Linked DNA regions of Mus musculus: region 2 is linked to region 1. A link is a loop called in an ENCODE intact Hi-C map of the cell type or tissue named here. Cell type or tissue: gastrocnemius. All regions are shown on one strand. Each heading gives the region's core, and the rest is flanking DNA. Links, peaks and the distances in the headings are about the cores only. Region 1 has its middle 43 kb from the start of Gm26314. Region 2 has its middle 110 kb from the start of Gm34187.

What was found. Peaks named below come from ENCODE experiments on the same cell type or tissue, not always from the same donor. Only the 100,000 strongest peaks of a DNase experiment are listed, where the experiment ranks them.
Region 2: a loop joins it to region 1, with 2.7 times the contacts of the local background. A loop is called at or near these places in 9 of 42 quality-filtered maps.

The regions. Positions count from the first base shown.
Region 1 is chrX:11,803,115-11,812,535 of GRCm38, reverse strand. No RefSeq gene overlaps it. Among named protein-coding and RNA genes, the nearest start is that of Gm26314, 43 kb to the left of the region's middle. In gastrocnemius, for the core only: no CTCF peak of the experiment used is centred there; DNase peaks (open chromatin) are centred at 3,431, 4,346, 4,751 and 4,988; H3K4me3 peaks cover 1,283 bases; H3K27ac peaks cover 1,242 bases.
Region 2 is chrX:11,636,035-11,645,455 of GRCm38, reverse strand. No RefSeq gene overlaps it. Among named protein-coding and RNA genes, the nearest start is that of Gm34187, 110 kb to the right of the region's middle. In gastrocnemius, for the core only: a CTCF peak has its summit at 4,576; a DNase peak (open chromatin) is centred at 780.

The DNA of each region.
Region 1 (9,421 bases), core at 482-8,481:
TCTGACATTCTCTTCTGACCTTTGAGGTCACCAGACATGCATGTGGTGTACATACATACACACATGTGGCCAAAACAGTCATATATGTTAGAAAAAAAAATCCACACAGGCAAATGTCATCTCTTCCCTCTTAGAGGCCTGATTGGCTTTGGGGTTTGACTCCCCCAATAAGGAAGTGTTGCTATGAAACTTGGGAATTTGGGACCTTGTGTCGATGAGATAGAATGTAGGAGTTCTCCTACTAGAGAGGACAGAGCAGTATGCTTGTCAGGAGCTAGAACTTGCTGTCCAAGCTGGGTCGGAGGGACTAGGATGGCCCAGACCTTGTCAAACACCTCGCTGATTGCGGTGGCACGAGCTGGACCTGCCAGATGGTGCAGAAGAATCGACTCAAAAATCTTGAGCAAAACGCAATGGTTGCTTTTAGTCACTTCATTCTTAGGCAGCACTGGGCAGCACAGCACAGTGTTTTGCGTATGTGAAGGGCTTGGCCATTGGTGGAGAAGAAGAGCCCTTGCAGGTTCCAGGGACAGTGCAGTGCACAGACAGCATGCTTTGGGTCAGCATAGGTGAGAATCCCGAGATCTGTACAATCTAAGAGGGTGTCATGGTTTCTATCTGAAATGTCTTTGGGAAGTTGGACCAGGCTGGAATTCAGTCACTAGGGGAAGGCCTTTGAAGGTATAGATGAGCCCTAGTTCCTAGCTCTCTCTGCTTCCTGGCCCTCCACAGTAAAGAGGTATCTGCTTAATGCTCCAGCCACCAGGACTTCTGGCATGCCTTCCTTCTCCTTTGTAATGGACCCAGATACATGAAGCAGTGACCCCCCCCCCAAACCAACCTCCTCTCCCTTAAGTTGCTTCTGTCACATATTTTGTCACAATGACAAGAAAAGTAGCATAGAGAGGAATTGATTCGCCCTGGAGTACTCATCTTAGACCATGAAGGAAAAGATGGAGGCTGCTGGTTAGCTTCTGGCAGGGGACATGGTAGGGCACATAGCTGGCCCACACTTCTACCCTGTGCTTGTTTAATTGTTCCTTCTCGGCTATATTCGCTCCATCTACCCCACTCCCCACCCCGCCCATGCTGGCGCCCTGAGGAAAACTCTTGACACCCTCCTTCACAAGCACGGCTTAAGACAGAAGTCCACCACCTCTGCGGCCTTCTGCTGGCCTAGAGAATTTCACATGCACTTGCTGCCTCCTCCCGAAGTCTTTGTGTGTCACTTTGGTTCTTCAGGATGCCTTTTATAGTTGGCAGGGCCTAGACTGTAGGCCCTCTGGAAAGACAGGCTAACATTTGGTTGTGTTCTTTGTGGCCTAGGTGTGATCCATGGCTTGAGACTGAGACAGACAAGTCACCAGCCTGGGGGCTGTTCTTCCCTCCCTTACCATCCTTTGGAGCAAGGAGGGGGAGGACAGAGCAACTCCAGGAGGGACCTCTTAAATTCAAGGGCAAGTAGTTGGTTTGCCATGCCAGCTCTTAATGTTCAAGGACACACCACACACACACACACACACACACACACACACACACACACAATGCTTTGGGGATTCTCTGTGAAGCTTGCTGTAGAGCTCAGATAATCTTATTTGGAGAAGCCAGCTTCATACACACACACACACACACACACACACACACACACACACAGCACTCTCAGGCACGAAGGAGACTGCCCTAGGGGAAACACTGTCTGCAGGAACCAGACTCCACAGCCTCTCCTGGGACTCATCGTCATAGTGTCTCTCGTCAAAGTGTCACTTGCCAGGCGCAGCTCTAGCTCAGCACAACTCACCCCCTCTTCTAGCTTGCTCCTCCCTGGCTCCCACAGTAAGAAAGGCCTCAGAGGGGAACAAGCACTGCTGAGTTTGCAAGCAGGTGCTGCCTGTCTTGTCCTTGGCAATCCCTTGGCCTGGACCCAGAACCCTAATCAGCCACGGGTCTGATGAAAGACCACTTACACGGTTGAGGTGTCCACCCAAAGAACTTGGGGTCAGTCTCACCTTGGCTGAGGTTTTGGTGTCCTCAGGTCAAAGCCACAGCAATTCCTGGAGTTCTGTGTTTTCCCCTTTCTTTAGACATACCCTTCCCCCAAATGAAGAAAAGGGTTAGTAGGACAAAGGTGAGGGGGGGCGGGCAGCAGTAGGTAGGGAAAGTAACCTGAGGGTAATGGGTCTCAGCAGGCAGTTGAGAGATCAACTACTGCACTCTCTACCCAACAGGGCCAAGATTTGCAGGGTAACTGCCTGCGGTGGTAGCTAAAAGAGGTGGGTTACTCTACCCTCAGCTTGCCTCTAGCCCAGGTATCTTCTTTGGAAGCAGCCAATCTGAGCTGGTTACCTAGGCCATGTTTATGTTTTCTATTCAAGGTCCTTGGGCTGCCAACACCAGTTTCTTGAACCAGGAGAAAGTACTCAAGTCATCTAGAGAGTCAGAGAACAAAACCCATCTCTTTCTTTGGGCGTCTGGAATAGGCATTCCGTTGATAGGAGATGAGGCTGTCCTGGAGAGGGGCATTTAGTGGCCAGGGCACTAGCTCATCAGGGGAATCAGCTTGTTCCAGTTGCTGTGGAAACTAAGGTGCTTGGAGAAATCAGGTTGAGATCACTCCACTGGACACCAAATTGAAATATCAATCTCTTTTCTCCTAATGTGGGGTTTGCATGGCCTTCACGTGTGCATGTACATCTCACAAAGCTACAGAGACAGACGTAGTAAGTCCTGGAGGACTCTAGGGGTCTCCTGGTCCATCCCATCCACCTCTGTGTGCCTTGATACTGTCTTTAGGACACTGTCATCTCAACCAGCCCCTAGTGAGTCACCACAAGGGATCAAGAGCCTGAATTTTGTGGTCACACATAGTTAGGCCCGAGTTTGTGTCCATCAAGGCCTAGTTGCAAGGTCTTGTGCAAGTCACTTGGTCTTTAACACCCTCCCCCATTCTCATCTGGTAGCTTTGCGGGGGATGAGACAGTGTGTGGCTGAGAGGGCTTCAGAGTGGATTCACTATGGTGAAAGGAGTCGGTTTCTCTGCCTGTGTCAGTTGGATCCTCCAGGAATTAGATGAAAGGAGGTCCCAGGGACATAGGTGGGAAATACCAGGAGAGCTTAGCCAGTGAAGAAATGGCTAGCCACAAAGGACAGCGCTCCCTACATGCAGTGGGGAGGCTTGGCCTAAAGGCTGAGACAAAGCCTTTAGGCTCTAGAGCTGGAAGTTGTCAGCTACTTGGCCTTTCTCATGGGAAGCTCTCTCTGGATGGTCTGAGGAGGGGGCCTCTGTGGCTGATTCAGCCCTTCTGAATCCCTCCTTATGGAGTTCTCCTTGAAAGTCAGCATGTGTGCTGCTGTGGAGTGACTGCTGATCCGTGATTCGTGCTTCGTGATTCCTCCCTGGCATACAAGCGCTACAGCTCCAATTTCAGAGAACTTGCCAGAATGGCCCCTCTGCTTTCCAAGCCTACTCCACGGCAGGCTGCGCCACCCAAGTTCAAGTTGAGGTGAAAAAGACGTCCCCATTCAGGGGATAGTGGCAACGTTCTGGAAAAGCAGAGACCCAAGAGACACTGCTGTGCCTGTATTCTGGGAAAAGCAATGTGCTACCAGGAAGCAAAGGAAGAAGTTAGGCCAGTTCAGACTCCTTCTGTCTGTTGATGCAACTAAAACTTTATTGAGTGCCTACTGTGTTCCAGGCTGCCTTAAACACTGAGGATAGAGGATAGATACAAATCCTATACGTTGTAGAGATTATGTAGTATCAGGGAGAAGACTGGCAATACACAATCAAGTAAGTGCTTATTGTGCCAGGAAGTAACTGGTGTGAATGAATGGGTGAAGAAGTGATGGAGGGATCCCCTCCCCGCCACGCCACCCCCCCCCCGCCCCCCCGCTGTCCGTATCTGGAAAGGTCTGTAAACTGCTGGGAAGAGTAAGCAGGCTTAGCTATTAAAACTGTACCCCAGGGATCTAGCTTGTGGGTCTGGGTGAGCTTCTGCTAGGTGTAGAATAGAAGGCTTGTTTCCCAGGCTGAGTCCTTGGCCAAGGTCACCAGCTTGTTAGTGTCAGTATGGGAACAGGACCTGCAAAACCACAAGTTTGTTTGATCCTTCACCTCCCAAAGACCTGTCTGGCCTCTGCCCCTCCACAAAGCTGAAGGGTTCGAATTAGAGTGGGTTTGAGTTTTGGTGCCCGAGAGGGCCCAGGAAGGAAAGAACTTGGGGATGTGATTGGACTCAAGGAAACTCTTCCTGGACCAGTCTGCCCAAGCACTCAGAGGCAGCTCTGTTTCTGGCTTTCCTCCAGGTCTAGGACTGGAGGTGGAGGTGTGGTGACCAAGAGGGGATGAAGGGGGTGGTAATCTAGGGCCAGTAGGCTCCCTACATTATCCCTCTAGTCCTCCCTGGCTGCTAAGCTGGCAGGCGCATGGGAGGGCAGAAGAGGATAGTGTCCAGGAAGGTGGAGGACACTCAAGTGGCGATTGAAGAAAGGCAGAAGAGTGCATGGAGAGGGGAGCTGGGGCTCCGGGTCCCGGAAGGGGCAAGGGAATGGAATGTTCAGAGGTGGCGGGTGGTGGGTGAGGGCATTTGGGGAGTTAGTTTCGAGACAGGGAGCAAGGCCGAGGCGGCTCAAGGTGAGGGGGCGGGAGATTGGGGGGCCCCTGCAGCATCTCGGACCACAAAGGGCCGGGGAGCTCAGGCCCGCGGTGTTAGCAAGCCGTATCGATCGAGGGGCGGGCGCAGCGAGCGCGCCGAGAGCGGCTCCATCCATTAGGGCCGCTGTTCGCCTCCAATTAGAAAAAAAAAATCATTACTCAGCAGCCAGCAGCGGCCTGCGCGCCGCCCGGGACCGCCCGCGAGCGAGCCAGCCAGCGAGGGAGCGGCGGCCTCCCCCGCCCGCGCTCCCCACCCCCCTCCCCCGGCGCCCCGCCTTCCGCGGCCCTAATGACAACTATTAGAACTGCCTCCCCGCACCCACCGCCTGGCGAGCACAAAAGCGCCAGATTCATTTGGTAATCGGGGTAATTACAGCGGGGCGCGGGGGCGCACGCGGCGATGGCGGGCGCGCTGGCGGAATGCTAAGGGGCCCGGCGCGTCGCCCGTCCCCACCCCGCAGCCCTCCCTGACTGGCCTGGAGCCCCGGCAGCTCTCGGTGCCACAACTATCAGAGCCCGAGCCCTTTTCCCGCTGCAGTCGCCGGAAGGGGGGTTCCGATCGGCAGACAACGCAGAGCTGTCACCCCCCTCCTTCCCCAGTCCCCCGCAGTCCCCGGCTGCCCTCGCCAGCGGTTTCCACCGCAAGGCCTGCGGCGTCCGGGACAAGATTTGCTGTGTCCAGAAGTCGGAGAACCCCTCCGAGGTCCGGACGCATAATAAATACCATGTGTAATGTATTTACTCTGTTGCCCCCAGTTAATTTACACCCTAGCGCTGCGCCGTCCCGCCCCCGCGCGCACCAGCCTGCCGTTTCTATTTACAGGCGCGAGGCGCTGTACCTCGAGAAGGCTGCCCCCCCCCCCTTTGAGAGCTTTAGGATGGATGCAACGTGTCGTTAAACCTGAAAGGAGCTGTTACTTATCAGTAATGGTGTTTTCCTCAGGCCTTTCCCCTCACCTGCACAGAGACAGGTACCACCTGGGTGGTGCACCAGGACTAGGGTGCCCTAAGGCCCTGGTGGATGTGTCTGTTGGGGGAAGAGGGAGTAAGCATTATGTGGCTCTAGCAGAAGGTAGCTGAGGCATTTTCGAGGGGGGCCCACCCCAGAACTGCAGGGACCTGACTCCTCAGAACAGCCCAGGCAAGAGGCTGCGCCCGGAGGGGACATGTTCCTCCTCCAAAACTGCCTAGAGCAGCAGCTCCTTAGGCTGCCTCTTGGACAATCCCCTCCAGAGGTACGGTTCTTGCAGTAGCAATTGCCTTATCTGGGGTGATTTTCCATCCACCCTTTCTGGGCAGCTGGACCAATCTTCACATACAGGACTTATCTTGTGGAGAAGCAGGGCTCTGTGCTGGAGGCAGGCCTATCGAATGGAATGTTCACTGGGCCTTGTGTGTGTTCTTAATGACCCATAACAACTCTCAGAGGTGAAAAACAAACCCTTACACCCCTTTAACCCTTTCTGTGCCCGTCCCGTTGTGGTCTAGGAGACTTCTCGGTCTTGCTATGGTGTCTTCTACCCCACCGGCTTCTCAAACATTAGTTTGGCTTCTCATTGGTGGAGGTGGTGGTGGTGGTGTGTGTATATGTGTTAGAACTGTGCAAGACCCTGAAGTAGGGAGCTGCAACCCCTGGAAGTAGCATCAAAATTCTGAGTAGGTACACAATTTTCCAAAAGGAGGATTCTTAAAGGGGATCTGAGGCAGCCCCAAAGGTTAAGAACTACCTAGCAGCTGTACCAGCTCTTGCAGGTCCGACCGCTGAGCCTGGCTTCATTACCAGGACGAACAAGGCCATCCCAAAGCAGTTGTGATTAAAACAGTGAGATAATGCTTTAATATTCGTACAGTACAGGCATCTACAAAAATAAATTATTAATGATGTCCAAAATGGCTGTGTGTACGCAGCATGCACGTGCATGAGTTGGTGACTCTCTCTCTCTCTCTCTCTCTCTGTGTGTGTGTGTGTGTGTGTGATTAGAATTATAAGCTTTGCTCTTGGGAAGCTTGTTTGGAACCTCTTCATTTCTCTGCTCCTTAGGACCAAGGGGGATTGATCTGGGGTGTACCCTCTTCTCTGAGAACCAAGCTCCTCCGTTCCTCTGGAGACCCACAGCCTCTCTTGGGCACTTAGTCATCTATATGGACTCAGTACACCTTTGAGCACTCATCAAACCAAAGGCTCAATCAATGGTCTTGGTCCAGTCTCCTGTCCCTTCTCTACTTACAAATAGAAGGGACTCTAGATTTTCCCCAACTTTAGTCACTGGATTCTTTCTGGTGCTTAACTTGGAAGTACTTGACAACTACTATGATTTAAAAAATAACCACATGTAAAATAAGCCTGAATCTAGGGTATTGAGCAGGCCCCAGAGAGGAGGAGAAATGGGTGGATGCGGTGGTAGGCTCATTCTCTTCCTCTCTAGCTAAGAAAATAAAGCAGGGGAAACTTGGTTGAGGTCCTGAGAGCAAGATTAGAACCAGTGTTCCTCCCTGTGACACCCAGAGTCTTCCCACAATCAAAAGCTGTTCTTAAACACCATGCCCAAAAGCCACTTGAGGAGGAAAGGATTTGTGTCACTTCACAGATCACAGTTCATCACTGAGGAAACTGAGGGCAGGAACCTAGAGGCAGGAACTGAAGCAGAGGTCATGGAGGAATGCTGCTTACAGCTTTGCTCCCCATGCCTTGCTCAACATACTTTCATCAGGACCACCAGCCCAGGGATGACACTTCCATCCACAATCAGCTGGCCTCCACATCAATCGCCAATCAAGGAAAATGTTACACAGGCTTGCCAGTAGACCAACCTGCTGAGGGCGTTTCTCAGTTGAGGTTCCCTCTTCTCAGATGACTCGAGCTTGTGCCAAGTTGACAAGACAACTAGCCAGTTACCCATACCTTCTTCCTTGTATTCTTTGAAGCCATTTTCCCCAGCACATTTCTTATGCGGTTCATTCCATCTTGGGGATTATTCCTAGGGGATTTGAACTGCTCCAATATGTTCTTCTCCATTTTCAGCCAGCCCTTATAGGTACAGGAGTATTCAGAAAATAAGGTGGATCGCTCCTTTGTCCCGTTCCATAAAGTTCTAGGTACAGATGCTCCCTGCAGCCTTATAAGCTACATGGCCAGCCGCCACATTTTGGCAATCATGCTGCCTGTGGCTTGTTTTTATTCTTTTATTCTTGCTATCCTAGGTATAGCAAGGTCCATCTCTGCCCAGGGTCCCTGTGTTCCAGAAGGCTGGCTCTGCGTGGAGACCAGACCTTAACTCTGAGACCCATAATTCTTTCCACCAAGTGCTTTGGGCAACTCCTACAAATCAGTACGCTGACTCCCCAGATAGACTGCGAAAGATGCTTTGGACAGGATGGTGGACCAGGACTGGTCAAGGCAAAATCAGATCCAAAGAAGGCAAATGGAGCAGGAAAGGCATAATTGGGAAACAAAGGCACTGCTAGAGCCCTGCCTGCTCCAGGAAAGGCAGTCATCTGCCCAAAGACAGATAAAGTGAAGGACTGTTTTTTGAAGGGGAAGGGGCAGAGGTCACTAGCTAGGGGAATGTGTCATCTTTGACATGGGGAGGGTGGTTATTCCAATCTAGAAAGAGAACGCTGGCCAGCTCCCTCCCTAGCCTGGGAGATACAATCCTGGACCCCAGTCCCTGGGGGGAGAAAGACGGGCCCTAAGTTAGTAAGAGTGCAGTAGGGAGGGAAGAGGTATGTTACTGGAGTCTGATGCCCCGTCCACCATTCAAGCTTTTTGAAAAGAGGACACCTTTGCAAATTCACTAGCTGACCTGAGGGACCATGGGACTAAAGCCAGATCTCAGCAGTGGCCCTGGCTGAAGAGCTGTTTCTGGGGCTAATTGGTGTGCCCGCCCATCAAACTTTACAGGCTCCAGGCTGCAGCTCACTGGGCAGGGGGCTGGAGGCCAGAATTTGAGGAAAGTCCTCCCCCCTGCCCCGCCCCCCACCCCCGTTTCTGCCCTAGGGGTACCTACAAAGACTCCGTGGTGTCTGTACACAAACTTGAAGCCTTTATCCCCTCGGAGAGTCCAGCAGGGTTGCCTCCTGCCAGGAGGGTCTGTGCACTAGAGTCTACAAGTTCTAGGGTGGGTGTGGGGAGGAATCTGCCCACATTGCAACCGGCATCCACCCCCTACCCATACCCAGCCAGTTGCTCCCAAAGGAGGATGCAGGAGAAGGAAGGAGCCAGACCTTCTGAAGGTGGGAGTCACAATGCAAGCTCCAATGTGTCACTGCCCAGGGCCCTGGAGACCAAAGACTTGCTCTTCATTCCCCTGCAGCCCATCCCTTCCCGCTCCGCCTTCTCACACTTCCCGCCAGCTGCAAGCAGCTTCTGGTATCTTCTCCCTGGTCTCAAAGCTGGGGGTTGGGGGCAGCTTTGCTTGAGCTGTGCCCCAAGCCTAAAACCCTCTTATCAGACGCCTACTCTCCCCATTTCGCTTTCAGCTTTAAGCTCCAGGAAGTATGGGCAACCCCCACGGTAAACAAAGGCAAACGCTTTCTTTATCTGCAGCCTTTACTATGCTAATGTTCGTTGGGAATCTTCCGGAGTTGGGTGAGGAGGCCCCCAGCTTTCCATAAGTGCTGGGCCACAAAAGGCCTATGCCTACTTTGCTGTCTATTAACCCAGTGTTGGGGGCGGCGGGGGACTGGGGGAATGCTCCTGGGAATAACAGCCCCTTATGACCCCACTTCCACTTCTGGAACCGGTTTGGGATTTAGCCCTGGGAAGAAACC
Region 2 (9,421 bases), core at 400-8,399, 170 kb after region 1:
AACAGTCACATCTGAAGAGCACATCAGAGTGTATACACCGACCCTACACTGCCAGGTCCCAGGTATGCCAAGCCATTTCCTTTCTGCTGTCACGCCAGGCAATAGTGACACTGTGGCTCTAGTTGGCCTTGTGTTTATTTACCCTCAGCCTTCCATTCTTCTCTAAGCACCTGGCTGAGCTTGCCTCCACTGCCTAGATCCATCCCACTCCAAACGCACTGTTGGTAACACATTTGATTTTTTTCTGTGGAGGAAAAAGGTCTTCCAATGAAACAGGAGGACCACTGACTCCTGCTCCAACCTAGTTTTCTTCTTGACAAATGGTATCTATCACTCAAGTACACGGCCAATGCATAGTGGAAAGTATGGAGACTGTCACTCATGGTGGAAGGGTTGCCAACTTCCTGAGTCTGTGAGTGATGGACCACCCAGGAATGAAAGGCAGGTGCATTTCCATTTCTCAGGTGGGGGAAATATTAAAAGCACATAAGAATTGTAATGCCACGAGAATAATTAGGGCCACTGCTAGCAGGGATCTAGGATGTGAAAGAATATAATTCAGGCTTAGAATTCATAGCACAGAAGGTCAGGTAATGGCAAGACAGCTCTTCATTACTGTTCTTCATTATTTCATCGAGCGCAGTTTTTCAACTCAGCCCTGTACGCTGAGTCATGAGGCTCCCTGGAAAGCTTCAATTGATAGGTTTACGGGGCCATGGAAACAGAGTGGAGGGGGATGATTAACCATGATGATCTGGCGGCCTTCCAGATACAAACTGATTATACCAGAAGGTTTGTTGCAACTTCTGTCATGTGGTCAGTGAAAATGACTCCTGGCATCAGAAAGCCTGGCTGTGGAGCTCAGTGTTGTCACTCAGTGGTAGGGTGTGGTGGTCAGCTTTTCTCCCTGATTATGCTTCTAATCGTGGGAATTTCCCAGATCCCCTTTTTAGCTCTCATATCCTCTGGATCAGGTGCATTTCAATTACAGATTTACAGATGACTTTTTTTTTTTCCTGTTAGTATCTTCCCAGCTACCAATTAGGTAGCTAAAGCCACGATCTACTTTGTAGCTGAAATAAATAAAGCACTCTTATTGAGTATGGAGTTTTAAAATTAAGATGATGATGATTGTTGCTGTTATTGTTGTTGTTGTTGGTGGTGGTGGTGGTGGTGGTGGTGGTGGTGTGTGTGTAGGTCAGAGAACAGCCTTAAAGAGTCAGTTATCTCCTTCCATGTAGGTTCTGGGGACCGAAATTAGGTTGTCAGCCTTGGCAGCCAGAACCTTTACCCACTGAGGCATCTTGCTGACCCCAGTGTAGAGGTTCAAGTTAACATGACTGCTCATCAAATGGCCAGAAGTATGTAAAACAGGGAAAGCATGCTAGGAAAATGAAGCGGATATAGTGGTCAATGAAACAACAGAACACATAATTAAAGGAATATATATCAGAGCCACTGTGGATGATGTCAACAGAGGCAAAACTTACATTAGAGGAAACCATCAGAAATGGATTGACTAAGGACCAGTGAGATGGGTCCATAGGTGAAGCACCCAGGTAGTGAGCAGTCACACCTATGCATGTGCACACACATGATAAGTAGAAATGAATGATTCACAAGCTCATTTTGTGACAGGTGCTTTATAAGCTTTCTAATTCTGACTTCAGTCCTGTTGTGATAGTTTTGAGGGTTCCTAGGTAGCTGGGAAGATACCATTTCTGCATGTCTGTGAGAGTGTTTCTGCAGGGGACTGGTATGTGGTTGGTGGAAAGTGGAAGTCCTCAGTGTCAGATGGGCCTCAACCAAGTGGCAGTGGCCCTGGAGAACAAAAAGGCAGAGGAAGGCAAATTCACTCTCTTTCTCTTCTGAGGCAGGATCCTCTTAGGCTCTTGGATATCAGACTCTAGGTTTTTCCATTCTGGGACTCAAGGATTTGCACCAGCAGCACCCTGGTCAGATCCGTTGGTCTTAGGGTAAGAGTTACATCATTGAGTCCTTGGCTCTCAGTTCTGCAGACTTAGACTGAGCCTGATCATCTGCCTTTGCTTCTCTAGCTTCTAGATGGCCTGCTTTGGAATCTCCTCGTTGTAAGCTAGTTTCCTTAATAAGTAGAATCTATGTATTTATGTATCTATGTATCTATCTCTCTATGGATCTGTGTATCTATGTATCTTTCTCTGTATCTATGTGTATGTATGTATGTATGTATGTATGTATGTATGTATGTATCTATCTATCTATCTATCTATCTATCTATCTATCTATCTCATTTACCCCTTTCTGCTATTAGTTCTGTCTCCCTGGAAAGCTCTGTAATATTCCTTTGAAGTAGATAGCATCATCCTAGTTTACAGATGGGAACACTAAGGCTCAGATTGAACTAATTGATCAAGGACACCTAATTGCAAGATGGTGGGGACACATCTTCCCAATTCCAGGGCTCCTAAATGTTTCTTCTGCTCTTTGTTGTCTCTGGTTAATGATAACGCACTACTGGAGTGTTAGGGTTTCAGCGTGAATTTTTGGATATTTGATCATCAGCTAGTTACTGTTTTTGGAATTTGTGCAGTCTTGGGACCTGGGACCTAGATGGTAGGCGTGAATCTCTAGGGTCAGGCCTTGAATATTGCACCCATGCATGGTTCCTGTCTGTGCTTTTTGCTTCCTGTCGGTTACAATGGAGAAGCCTCTGCCAGTGATCTTACTGCAGTGTCTTCCTTGCCATGATGGCTTAAAACCCTCTGACACTCTGCATCTAAATAAGTGCTGTCCTTGATGTTGCTATGTCAGATGTTTTGTCACGGTGACACAGAAAGTAATTGATATAGAAAGTAAAAGCAGGAATACTTTTAGGTAAAGACCAGCAGAAGAGGTGCACAGTTGTGCTTGTTACAGAACAGGTCCATCCAGCTTGCTCCATGGTCTTGTCAGGCATTTCAACACACTATATAATGAAACTCAGGGCAGTGGCTAACTCTAATACAACCAAAAGAAAAACTCCCAGCAAACCAGTGTATTTTTTATTTTTTGTCAGAGATACTTAAGGAATGAATCTCAGTATCATGGCCAGAGATCTCAGCAACTGGTGGGTTTCATATTTGCTTATATAAATAAATTTTTATTTCTCATTCTGATCAAGATAACTCCAAATCCCATTTCCCACAGTTATCTAGAAAATAAACAAATATTTATTTTAATGAATAGATGAGCACACAGGAAATTGACAGCGCCTGCGCATGAAAAGAGAGCTGAGAACTAGGCCAGCCTGTGCATGATCTGATGGGCTGAAGGGGATGAGACACTGACTCAACAGGCTAGGGTCATGGACAATTTAATATCCACTTTGGGGGGATGGTCAGGAACTGATGTTTTGAGTTCATGGATAGCAAAAGGGGGCTATCAGAGCCATTCCATCAAGCTTGAACCTTCCATGTGAGGCTAGATGAGGAGAAATCTGCCCAGTGACCCAGAAGGGTTTATCTGTTTTGTCCTAGCCTGAATGGAAAAAGAAAATTCTTTTGAGAAAATTTTGACCTGTATCTTGTGAAGGTTTGAAATTGAATATATATTGCTTGTGTAGTCTAGGAAACCTCAAGCTGAGAAGTTTTTATAAGACTGATAAGGAACCCCCAGAGAGCTGGTCAACAACAAACAAATGGCACAGAAGGACATCCCATCAATTAGGCTTTATAACGTTTTACAAATAAAACTCTACTTAAGATGAGTGCATGATTCAAAAGTATAGAATCAAAGAAGAAACAACCAATTATGAACAAGAACAGCAGGATTAAATAGCCAAGAATTTTAGATAACAATGTATTAGAGACCATAAAATGAATATATTTTGAAATGAGTCAAAGCATAGATGCAGAAACATAAGAAACAGTATGATAAAGAACTAGTATGTGTGGAAAGACTAAATAAACATAATCATTAAGATACAAACCTTCATGTACATGTTAAATAGTAATTACTAAACCAGTAATGTTGGAGAATTACTCAGGATACAGCACACGGAAATAAAACTAAGAGAAGGAGGTAAAAGATATGGAGGATAGGTTAGGATAGGTTTCTCCTATCCTAATAGGAATCCAGAGAAAAAGATCAGAAAGAATATGGGGGGAAACAATGATGGCATATGGATTTAGGATTCACTAACCCCCACGAGGATATACCGCTATTTGATATTAGCATTCTGGGTTATGTGGGCAGATCTAATGAGGCCCCCTACTCTGTGAAGAGAGTTTCAGGCCAGTCAAGATTACATAGTAACACCCTTTAAAAAACATTAAAACCTAGCCACATTATAGTAAGATCTCCAAAAAAAGACCATCTTAAAAGCAATCAGAATGGAGAGACAGATTACTGGGTAATGGAGAGGTGGTTCAGTGGTTAGGAGTGGCTAGGAGTTAGCTCTTGCAGAAAACCCGAGTTTGTCTTGAAGCACCCCCATGAGGCTCACAACTGCCAGTAACGCTTGTGTTCAGAAACTGAACGAGGGGCTTGTTGTTGTTGTTGTTTTTGTTTCCCAGCACTCACGTGCCAGCTAACAACTACCTGTTAGCTGGTGCCCCGTCTGGACACCACAGGCACTGCATGAATGGCATAAGCAAAATACCCATACACAGAAAGTGAAAATAAATATGCTTCTTACCAAAACAAAACAAAACAAAACACCCCAAGACCTTAACAAAAGAATGACATAACATTGGCAGATTTTTTTTTTTACCAGAGACAATAAAATCCTGAAGAAGATGGAATGATATCTTCAAATTACAGAATGAAAACAATTTACCTAGAATTGAATAACTTGTTACATGATTAGTCAAGAGGAAAGGTGAAATTAACACATTTTCAGGCAGATAAGAACTTTCTACTATTAACAAGTCATTGCTGACAAGACTCTTAAAAGCTGTACTCTATACAAAAAAGAAATTGATCCCAGAAGGTGTGGGGTGTGGGATGCTCTGCTAAAGAAATAAACTAGTGAGCATAGACTTGTGAGATAATAGCAGTACCATGTAATCTTAAAGATGGAAAGAAGACAGTTTTGAAATGGCACCATAATATCATAAACTCTGAAGGGAGATTGGTGGAGCTAAAGTGCCCTTAGGTCTGCCTTGAATTGGATAAGACGAAAGAGAACACAACTAACCAAGAACATAAACTTTGTTATGTCAAATATGAATATGGAAAAATAAGGGTCACATTGAAAATGTGGAAATAGACTGTGTAATTTCCAATTCAGTAGAGGAGGTAAAAGAGGCTAAAGAAACGCTAAGCGCAGTAGGTAACTTTGGTTGTCAACTTAACAAACCTGGAAGGAGGGAACCTCAGTGAACGAAGTACCTCCATCAGATTGGCTTGTGGCAATGTCTGTGGGGCACTGCTTCAATGAGTGATTGATGTGAAAGTAAGCAGTCCACTGTGGGTGGTGCCACTCCTAGGCAAGTAGCCCTGGACTACGCTGGAAAGCTCACTGAATATGAGCAAGGGAAGCAAGCCAAGAAGCAGCACTCCCCCACGGCCTCTGCTTCAGTTCCTGTCTCCAAGGTCCTGCCTTGAGCTCCTGCCCTGACTTCTCTTGATAGTGGATGCTAATCTGTAAGTTGCTTTTTTGGTCATAGTGGTTTTTGTTTTTTTTGTTTGTTTGTTTGTTTGTTTGTTTTTGTTTTTATCACAAGCACAGAAAAGCAAACTAAGACATAGAGTATTCAATCAGACAAAAATAGAAGATAGAAAAAGAATCATGGTAAATAGAAGATAAGTAACTGGCAGGAGAAAATAAATGGTTAAATACTCTAGTCACAGCTGGTCACAGTCTAGCAGGCAGATCTCCAAGGCCAATGTCTGGGGCCAGTCTGGGCACTTAGTGAGAGCCCCAGAGCATGACAACAACAGCAGCAACAATAACAGCAGCAACAACAACAGCAGCCACATTCTCTGCATGTGGTGGTACTCATAATTTCAGCACATCACTGAGCACTGGAAGCTGACCTGTGAGGATCATTTGAGTCCAGAACTTCTAGACCTGCTAGACTTATATATTGGGATCCTGTGTCACAAACAAAACAAGTGAGCCTCCTCCTTAACCTCTAGTTATGAAATATGTGGAAAGAAAGAATGGCTTTCTAACTTAGTAAGTATATCACTCTATAAAAATCCAAGAGACCCCTTTCTTCCAAGTACATTCATTCTACTTACTCTTAAGCAATTTCCAAAAGCAGACACAGAGTACTAGGGTAGTAGGTAGAAAATAGAAGGGTGTTAGAGCGTGCCAAGATATTGTTGCTCCCCATCCTTGTCCTCCTTCTGGTTTTCTTTCCTCTTCTTCTCAAAATTAGTTATTAGAAAGTGGAAAATAAGTTGTCTAAATCAATTCCTCATGTGAATTACAATAAATATAACTGGGTTAAACTGGTCAGAAACCGGCTTCCTATTGCCTGCTTCCCTCTCGTTTGTTTTCTTAAAAATAACATAGAATATTGTACTTCATGGTTCTCTATGTTTCAATTTCTGGAGTTTCAGTTAGTTGCCTGTGAGCATTCATGTTCTGTAAACATATGGGATACACCAGGAATAAGCAATTCTGCTATTCTGGGTAGCATGATGAAATCTCAGCCTTCCCTCTCCATCTTGCTCAGTATAAAAATTTCCTGTTGTCCAGCATATTCACACTGCATGCACTACCTGCCCATTAATCACTTCATGGCTTCCTCAGATGTCAGATGGACCCTGACAATACTGTGATACTTAGGCTCAAGTGCCCCTCACCTGCAGTGTCACAGTGCTTGCATCTTTCACCTCATTTCATTTCATCCCGAATGCATTGAATCATCTCATCAAGGAACTACAGTATAATGAGTTCAGTATAATAAGATATTTTGAGAGAAAGCTAGAACACATCCATACAACTTTTATTTACTACAGTATATTATTTTAATTGTTCCATTTCATTAAGTAGTATTATTCTCTTTCTGTGATTTATTTATAAATGGCACACATGTGTAGAAAAAATAGAGTAAATACATGGTGTGGGCGTACCTGCAGCCACAGGCATCCACTGGGGACGTGTTCCTCTTGGATAAGGGGAGACCCTATAGCTAAAAGTAAATGAATGGGGGAAAATCAAATTAAGCTGGAATTGAAATTTTAGTATCTGAAAAAATAGAACATTGAAGGTAATAGCACCCCAAATGACAAAGGAAGGTAAGATATACTGGGGGAAGGAATCATAGATTTAGAATATATAATAATTATGATTATTTATGTAACATGTTATTAAGTGTTTATGATAATCTTGGTCATTGTTCTTGGTTGAAATAATACAGCACAGACAACAAACATGTGTCTTCGTTAGCATTAACAGTCTATGTAGTTATCAATATAGCTGCAAGTATTTCAAGCAACAGTGGGCAGAACTGGAGGATAAAACAGACAAACCAGGAGGAGTAAATGGAGATGGTAAGAGTTCTCTCCCTGAAAACAAGTGAGCAATAAAAACGAACAAAAGCAAGCTGCTGGAGATTCGGACCACACAATGAATGAACTTGAATGGATTTCAGGAATATCTGACGTATTGTTTTTGAACACACACAGTACATTTCTGCAATAAGAACACACGCATGGAGGCAGCGTGAGTAAATTCCAGAGACTCAATCTCATTCAGCATTCAGGCTATTTGACGTTGAGCCCAGGCACTTCTTTCAGGGAGACCTTTTGGGAGACAAGCCAGGAGAAGATGGAATGCCCGTTCTTTGCAAACTCTCTGCCTCCCTGGAGCAAAAGTACAATCAAAATGGTGATAGCTGCAGCCTAGAGCTACAAACAGGACTGGCCCTCTTCTACCACAGGGGCATAGCTTATGTTGGCCCCTGGTTCTTTCATCTCTGTTCTTGCCCATGCTATGAGTTTCTCCTCAGATGAAATGAAAGGGCACCCAGCCCGGAAGGAGGTGCTTTCTTCCCCTGGCCCTTGAATAGGACTTCCACCTGTGCCTTGGCTTTCAGAATGGTTGCCTGGGTAACAGGAGTGGTCTTAGTGGCAGTAAAAGTTTCCCTCTGCACTGAGCAGCTGGACTCTCCCATTTCAGAGCAAGGTTGCCTGATTTGTGGGATGACCCCTGTCAAAGGCCACCCCCTCACCCACCAGCTACCAAAGGCATCACCTGAACCTCCCCCAGGTGTTTATAGGAGAAAACCTGTCTTCAGAAAGGCGTCCTTTAGATACTTCTGTCTCCTCAAAACAGTGACATAAAAATTCATCTCAGGGCTATGGATATGGCTTGGTGGTAGTGGAGCAACAGTAGGGAGGGGGCTGGAGACACAGCTCCATGCTTCTGCTTGTAGAGGCCACTAGAGAAATGAAGCCTGGATTCCTGGCTGTGCCACAGGGGCAGAAAAAGGGATTTCAGGACAAGTCCATATGAAGCAGAGTTGGAGTTTAGTAAGTTAAGGAAAGGGCACTAGACTCCCAAGTAGGGGTATGGGCTTCCTACCAGTTGCACTTCTGTATCTTAATAGCCATACATACATGATTTTGCTGGCTTCTAATGTTATATTTGTCCATGAAGGTTCTGAAATTTTGTGCCCCCCCCCCAGTAAAGAAGATCAGAGGGAGGGAGGTTCTTGAGTTGTGATGGATAGTATTACAGATGATGACTAAAATCACAGGTCACAAGGTTGGATAAGAGGCCAAAATACTTTTTTTCATTGTAAACACAGTTCATAATCTTGTGACAGTCTCCAAAAATTGCAGAAATTTCATCTATGCTTAGGCTGGTCTAACATTCTTCTTTGAAATCTCTCTGTGAAAGGAATCTTGTTGCTGTGTCAGCAGCCTTGACTCTATCTATCTATCTATCTATCTATCTATCTATCTATCTATCCATCTACCTACCTACATACCTACCTATCTATCTATCTTTGTATGTGTACATGCCTGAATATGCACCATGTGTGTGCAGGTCAGAAGAGGCATCCATCAGATGCTCTGGGACTGGAGTTATAGAAGGGTAGGAATTGGCATGTGGGTACTAGGAACCAAATTCAGGTTATCTGACAGAGCAGTAGATGCTCTTAACCACTGAGCCACTTCCCCAGCCTCAGGATTCTGGAATTCTTGACTCTCAGCTGGTAAGATGCTTCAACTAGACTCTGGGGTAAGAGATTCCTTTCCTTTTTCATAACCCCTGAATTTTCTCTATCTTTCTATCCTGCCCCAGGACATCATTTGCTTAGCACACACTGACTCCTGGGTCCAATCACCGGTGCTTAAAATAAAATAAAATAATATAATATAAGATAAAAATTCACCCCAGGCATAACTTATTGTTCCATTTAGAACAACAACTTGTACTTAAAAAAAAAAATAAGTCCCTCATATATATCCATTCACTTTAATTGGAAGACTCTATCTC